Linked DNA regions of Homo sapiens: region 1 is linked to region 2. Evidence: chromatin contacts called from ENCODE Hi-C or POLR2A ChIA-PET data. All regions are on one chromosome and are shown on one strand. Each heading gives the region's core, a stretch centred on a gene start or an enhancer-like site at or near the end of the contact. The rest is flanking DNA. Distances are from core to core; before and after follow the strand shown. Region 1 holds the start of LINC02314 (long intergenic non-protein coding RNA 2314). Region 2 has its middle 22 kb from the start of LINC03117.

What was found. A loop is a pair of places that touch in the nucleus more often than their neighbours do. ChIA-PET counts read pairs that join two places held with the same protein, here RNA polymerase II (POLR2A).
Region 1: a loop to region 2 is called in a map of heart right ventricle, with 9 times the contacts of the local background. The contact joins the promoter of LINC02314 here to the enhancer-like site in region 2. A Hi-C loop is called at or near these places in 1 of 168 maps with a recorded cell type or tissue (heart right ventricle). POLR2A ChIA-PET finds 5 or more read pairs at or near these places in 6 of 52 experiments (BJ, PC-9, Panc1 and 3 more).

Annotation. Positions count from the first base shown.
Region 1 is chr14:101,439,573-101,443,470 of GRCh38, forward strand. LINC02314 (long intergenic non-protein coding RNA 2314) reads left to right here and starts at 2,504. Exons shown (of 2, transcript NR_135240.1): 1 at 2,504-2,685.
Region 2 is chr14:101,495,616-101,499,216 of GRCh38, forward strand. No RefSeq gene overlaps it. Among named protein-coding and RNA genes, the nearest start is that of LINC03117, 22 kb to the left of the region's middle. RefSeq lists an enhancer at 394-982. Within about 2 kb of position 2,341, at least 2 of the 41 ENCODE cell types and tissues checked have a DNase peak (open chromatin) inside an H3K27ac peak, as active enhancers do.

The DNA.
Region 1 (3,898 bases), core at 1,254-3,753, 56 kb before region 2:
CTGGTTTGTTTATAGTCTATACATGATCTCGCAGAGTCAAGAAAAGACAGACTTCCCTCTGTAACCTTTCCACTTGCACCAATGATTTCCAGATCATCGGTGCCTGAAGCCAATCGCCTGCTTCAAAGAGGCATCCTTTGCAAGAGCACTTGTGCGTTCAGAGTTCCAGTGGTACCAAGGATGACAGTGAGGCTTTTGATAGTGATAGGCGGCTTAATGAAGAGAGCCAGGACAGCATGCTTGCTCTGCCCCCACTCGTTCACTTGCTCCCTAACAGTGAATCGGGGGATGGTCTGAGGCTCTCCACTCCCTAACCAGAGCCCACTGAGCCCAGACTGCCACCTCGAAAATGGGTGATGACCATCGTTTCCTTGACCAGACAGGCCTCGACATCAGCCTTTCTATAGAATGCCAGAAATGGCAGAGCCTGCCCTTGGGCGAAAACACTTTTTAGATAACTAATCAGCAATAATGCTGCAACTGACCTGCCTGCAGGCTTCAGCGGCTCCAGATCTAAATTACCCTAATTTTTCTCCCCCAAAATTAGGCATAATATTATAATTTCAAGGAACGCAAGAGCCATTTCTCCCATCATTGGATACCAAGCTCAAGATGTTACAGGAAAAAGAAATAGCTTTTACTGCTGATATGAGAATTTTAAAAGAGAGACAAGTGTGAGCAAACAAAACCTGTCACATCAAATACTCTGGCAAAAAAAAAAAAAAAAAAAAGCTAGAAAAAAAATGCCAGAAATGCTGAAATCTAAATAAAGTCATTTATTTGTTATTTTAACCCCTTCACTGTCAGAGCTACTCTGGCATAAGGCTAGTTAATTCTCCAGAGGTGAGCTTTATTAAGGACAGTGCCCTTATTCTTGCAGCCATTGTTTTCTTGTCACACAGTTCTCTTGATTATCTGGTCCCTTCAAGGGGTTCCACATACAAATGGGGTGCTGTTGATGCTCCTTGGGCCGTACCTCCTTTTAAAGTATGATTTTTTCAGAGAATTTGATTTTATCCAATTTCCACCATGCTAAGCAAAAACACTAGACTGTGAGATCCCGAAGGGCAGCAGCCCCGTGACCCTCATGGTTCTGGCACATGGAAGGTATTCAAAGCATGAGATGGAAATTGCTTTTTGAACTCTGTGCCTTAGGCAGTTAACATGCAAGCAAAGATAAGATGCCTTCGGCAGGGGAGGCTATGACAACCAACGAGAAAAATGGAAAAACACCAATTGGATGGGTCTGCAGTTGATCACTTGCTCTTCCTTGGTCAAGTTCATGAGCCTGTCTCCTGTTTCGAGGATACATGCTTTTATAAATGTTAAATAAGCTAACACTGCTGAAAGGGCATTGCTAATGGAGGTCTGTGGAAATAGAGGGAAATATTTCTAATTAGAAGGTATGGATTGGGCACTCACTGTGTGCCAAGCACTACAGTGGACCCTGAAATGAGTCAGCCACAGACTCGGTCCTCCAAGATCCCCGCTCCTCCAGCTCCATTCATTTTAGCCCGATGCAATGAGGCTTCTTTCTGCCTTCAGGAATTGCTTGGGCAATGGTTCCCAGGACCTTCTGACTCAGAGGATTCCACAGACTTTTCAGCCCTTTCTTCTGGGAGGTCTCCGTGGCCTTCCCACCACTGCCTCAGTCTTGTGGTGGTGCCGCTCCCCATGGGGGCTTCTCCCACCCTCCCGGCTGCTCCTCCCCCACCTCCTGAGCCCACCTCTAGAGGCTGGGTCATCTCGGGCTGTTCCTGCGGTCTCTTCTGCTCTCTAAATACCCACTGTCCAGGAACGCCCACCCTGCGGTGGCCTCAGCTCCCACCTACAAGCCCAGGACTTTTCTCCCAAGTCCTAATCTTATTAAATATGCTGCCTGCCTGCAGGCTGTATTCACCAGCCATCTTCTCGCCTTCGCCCAGGAGTTGATACCACCACTGAGAGGGCACTGCCAAGCACCTATGCAGGGAGGCCCGGGTCCCTCTGGGCCCTGTCCGGGCCACATCCTCAGCATTTCTCTCCGTCTCAACAGCTCAAGCCCTGTGGTACCTCTTGCTGAGCCTCTGGGGTTCTCCCAGAAGGCCAGCCCCACCCTCGTCTGACCCCACAGTCCTGCCTCTCCAGTGCGGCTAGACTGTCTTCCCCAGCTGACGCCCATCTGCGGTTCCCCACGGCCAGTCTCAACAGTCTCCTGCCTGCACCCACTCCTCAGCCTTCTCCATTGGAGGCTCCCCTCCTCAGACACACAGGCCTGTCTGCTGCCCCATCGTCTCTGCGCAGGCTGCTCTCTCGGTGTCCCTGGCCCATGCCCACTCCACGCTCCAGGGCTCAGCCTCCTCTCCCGCTCTCCACCCCACCCTTCGTCTCCTGCCCTCCACCCCACCCCTCCTTTCCCGCCCTCCACCACACCCCTCCTCTCGGGCTCCTGGGCACCCCCCCGCCACCTGCGTCTCCTGTCGTCAGCAAAATGCACTATTTGCTCATCCAGTGCCCACAGTTTGCCCACCGGACGGCCCTGCTAGGTGGGAAGCTCCTTGCAGGCAGGAACCCCATCTCCTTGACTTTACTTTGGAATCCCCGCAGCCTCATACGGGGCTGAGGCAGGTCCTTCCGTAAAATGGAACTGAATGAGCGGCGCTTAATCCATCCGCCAAAGGCCAGTCTCCCTTGGGTTTTCAACAGGTAACATGAGCTTTTAAAAATGAGTCTTGTTAAATGAAGTGCCCTGATTTTCAAAGTTATGCCCACACAGAACGACAGGGCAGGGGCTCCCTTCCAGAATGACAGAGCCCTGGGGCTCGTCTGACCACTTCTCCACCCCCAGATTCCTCTCATCACCCGATGCCTTTACTTTGGGACTCTTCCAGGTCGTTCCTCACCTCGTGCAGCATTGCTGTGAGTGGGCGACAAGGAACCTCGTGGTCTCCGTGTGCTTTGCGGGGACCACCTCTTCGCAGGGGCCGCCACCTGCCTCTCCGGCGCTGCATCCTTAGCATCCCCACTGCCCCCGGATCTCCTTCAGGGAGGTGCGGCGGCAGAGCGGCCCCAGCAGCCTCCTCCTGTGGCCCAGGCGCACCAAGGCGAGCGCGGCCACGAGTTCCGGCCCAGCGCCACCCAGACTCTTTGATGTGGGTTTGTGTGTGGGAGAGTAAAAGATGCACACACCCTCCGCAAGTCTAGAATTTGTGGTTTTTGTTATCTCACAACTTCATATTTGGAAGAAGTATTTTAATGTCTTATGAGTTGTGAATAATTATGTAATTCTGCCACTTTCTCAAAACCAAGATTTTTCAAACGGACTGCTCTAGTCTGGAGCTGACATCCTTAAGAGAACTTTGCTTTTTTTCCTGTGGGTTTTAAGCAAGAGTGTGCCAAATGAATTCTTTCGTCCGCTTAAAACAGTTCATTAGGGGGAACCATCCTGTAAAAGGAAAGGAAAGGAAAGGAAAATCCTTCCTTCTTCAAATGAATTCTCAAAAATTACTTCTGAGATGCAAATGCTGCCTGAGTGTTTGAGCTCCGTGAGAGAGTCCACTTCCCAACTTGTTTTCAGTCTGCTGTTGGGTGCTACTGAATTTCTTAAACATTGTGTTTCTCCCTTATCTGTGAATTAGCCATGTGTTCTTTGGAATCTCTTCCTGGGTCTTCGTTATTCTTCCTCAGTTATTTAAGAACCTAGGGAAGGCCCGGCGTGGTGGCTCACGCCTGTAATCCCAGTACTTTGGGAGGCCGAAGCGGGCGGATCACCTGAGGCCGGGAGTTTGAGACCGGCCTGACCGACATGGAGAATCTAAAAATGCAAAATTAGCCGGGCGTGGTGGCGGGCGCCTGTAATCCCAGCTACTCGGGAGACTGAGGCAAGAGAATCGCTTAAACCTGGGAGGCGGAGGTTGCA
Region 2 (3,601 bases), core at 1,091-3,590:
GTCTCAGCTATTTGGGAAGCTGAGGTGGGAGGATCACTTGAGCTCAGGAGGGTGAGGCTGCAGTAAGCCATGATCACACCACTGCACTCCAGCCTGGTTAACAGAGTGAAACCCTGTCTCAAAAATAAAAAAGGTTAAAATAGTAACTGTTATGTATATTTTACCACAATTGTGTGTGTGTGTGTGTGCATGTGTGTGTGTGTGTATGTTAAAGAAAAAGGTAAAAGGCAAACAAACCAACAACAACAAAAACAAACCGAAAGACAGGCCCTGGTCCATGACTCTCCAAAGTGGTTTTGCAGAAGAAGCATTCACAGTGGAACCGCCTTTCTCTTTTACCCTCTGAGCTCCATGGGCCAAAGTCACTGTGTACCTGGCCCCACTTCATCTGGCCAGAGGCCACTGTTTGTAAAGCAGCAAAGATAAATATTTTCCACCAGTTTGGTTTTTAAAGTAATTATGTGTTTTGTTCCCCAAACACTTTTTCTAATCCTACGTTGTCAACCCTCCTTAATTCAGAAAATGCACCGGGACCACTCCTCAGGTCTCCCTGCGATTCAGTCACCAGTCACAGCTCTGCTGGGACCGCACACTGTCCCCCACACATGCCGCCCTTGACTGTTGTGACAAAGAGCTTCCAAGAGCATCAGCATAACAACAGCATGCAGAGGCTGCAGGGGTGAGTGGGCACCGATTTACACATCAGACAGTGGGTGCGCCCCAAGCCTCCACGTGACTAGCCAGGGTCCTGTTGCTGGCCAGGCCTTCCCCTGTGGAGTCTGGCCCCTCCTCCATCGCGCTGGACTTGTCCCCCTGCATCTTAACCACAGCCCATCAGGCCCCAGCCCCACGACAAGTAACGCAAGCAAATAGGAGTTCAGGGTGAGCCCCAGCCCTGTCCAGCCAGGACAGGCTGGCCCGCCGGGCCTGTTTGCTCCTCCCTGCAGATGAGGTTGGGGGTGTTCATGACGGGGGAGGGCAGAACCCCCTGATAACAGAGCTCTACTGGCCCGAGATGCTTCTGCAGAGCCGGCGTGGCACCGTGGCCAGCACCCACTCCCGGCGGGGGCTTCACCGAGCCCAGCCGTCCTTCCCAGCGGGCTCCACGCTTCTGCTTGGTATGCGGCAGGGGTCCGTGACAGGGTCCAGCCGCCTTCCCAGGCCATTCGAGTCAACTCCAGAAAGGCTTTTTGTTGTCATTACCACCCTCAGCCATTAGCAGGGGCAGTTTTTGTCTTCCCAAATGGGAAAGTATCTTTTGCTTTTCTCTTTTGACACTGACTATTTGGCCTAACGCAGGGACCAATTAAACTAATTAATCCCCAGGCACTGTGCCGATGGAGAAACTAGGCTCTCACACTTCAGATCACTCCAAAGGAAGTAATCTGATTGTTGCATCATTTGGGGACCCTTTGTACAGCTCTGACCTTTGTAACCCAGACCAGAGACCCCAGTCTTCCAAGTGGCCCCTCCCCAGGACTCCGGGGCTGTGTGTCTTGCATCTCCCCATCGGCCACCTCCTACCCCCACATTCAGGGGCCATCAGACCCTCCCACCTCACACATCCTCACCTAGGATACAAGCCAGGCAGCAGCTCCAAGGGGAACCGCTTGTCACTTCCATGAACAATTAGCACTTTCTCTAAGAAGAGGAAATAAAGAACCCCAAATACAGGGGGTGGGGGGCTGAAGCTGTGCAGCTCCTCAGACTGCAGAGGGAGAGCCGTCAGCTGAAAGGAGAGTGCTCAAGGTGAAGCTCAAAGGCCCCTGGAGTCCTCTAGCAAGGGCGGCTCAGCTCCTAGCTAACGGGTGCCTCGTCAAATGCATTTTCTTCATGGACAACAACAGAATTTCTTTGGCTCCGGCAGGGAAGAGCAGCTGTCCACACTGTTTATTCAAATACCATCCTGGCAATATTCCGATTTTTTTTCTCTCTCTCGTCCCTGCAGGATCTGAAACTATCAGTGGGGCAGTTGGAAGCACGTCTCTACACATGGTTTTCCAGGGTGGTATCTTTGCAGCACGCAGAAATCCTCTTCTGAAGAGTCCTTTGCTGTATTCCCCCGTGCCTCCCCACCCCCACCCTCCCACCCCCGCTAATGGGCATGTTTCCGTGAACACTGAAGACGAAAAACATGCGATTTTGAATGTGTCTCTTTCACGGTCACACATTTCTTTTTATTGTGCATCTTGGCTGAGCCACGCTTTAAAATTCCCAGCAACCGTTCCCAAGTCAGTTTTCAAAGAGTCTTGCACCTTTGACCCAATAAAAACCAGAGAGAACTGGACGAAGACTTGTGGCATGTCTCGGAAAGCATTTTGCTAATAAAAGTTTCATTTCTTTCCCTTTGATTTCCCATTGCTGCTTGGCGCCCTGGGCTTGCTGACCGAAGGTTCGCTCCACAGCCTTGCACACACTGTACATCTTGACAGGCACCGTGATCCAAGGAGAACTTTGCACAGTGCTGTGGCCGCAAGCACTGACAATGCGTAAAGCTGTGTTTCCCTGTTACTTTCAGAGGACCTGTCATTTTCAGGCCTCGATGCACCCCCGTGGGCCTGAACACCGCCCTCCTATTAGGTCTCTCTTGTTCAGTAACTCTCAGGGGCTCCCAGGCCTTCCAAATTAAGTCCAAGGCCTTCAAGAGGGTGTTCTGGGCCCCATCAGCATGCCCAGCCTTCCTGGCCAGCCTCATCCTCCAGCCCTCCCTATGTGTCCACACACTGGTCTGAGAGGCTACTCACCATCCAGCAAAGAGCCTGCACCTTTCTGGGCCTTTCCTCGTGGGTTTCCTTCCCACCTCGGCCCTCGCACCGTCTCCATCTCAGCCTGCTCACCTCCCACTCCACCCCACACACAGGAGTCTCCTGTTGCTGTCATAACACATCACTACGAACTTGGTTGCTTAAAACAACATACATTTAAGATCTCCCAGTTCTGGAAGTGAGGAGACTGGGATGGCCTCAGTGGGCGAAAATCAGTGTGAGCTGGACTGGTGGTTTCTGGAGGTGCCAGGGCAGAGTCCATCTCCTTGCCTTCTCCAGCTCTAGAGGCGCCTGCACTCCTTGGCTCATGGCCCCTTCCTCCATCCTCACGGCACATCACTGCCACCTCTGCACATCTACGGGCGCATCTCCTGCTCTCTGTGCCCCACCCCCACCCCCCCGCCTCTCTCTTTCCCTATGAGGACCTTGGGGGCAACACTGGACCTGTCAGAGGATCCAGGATTATCTTTCCATGCAAGATCTGTGGGCCCTGGTTCAGCCGAGCACAGCACACAAGCACCTGGTGAGCACCTTCCAGCTCACACCTGTTCACCTCCACGATCCCATCTTGATTTCCCAAAGCAACTTTTCCATTACCTAGACAAAATGTTTCATTCCGTGTTATGGGTAAAACCACTGAGGCCCACACAGCAGTAAACATCAGAGCAAGACAGGGCAGGAAAGTGAAGGCTCAGGGACCCCACAAGGATGGCCAGAGGGGCTTGTCAGTCTCACCCAGGGAGGCCTCGCTCCCAGGGTCAGGCCCAGCTGCTCTGATGCAGGCGTCCTGGCCCTCAAGGCGAATGGCCACAAATGCCCGGAGCAGGTCAGCAGCT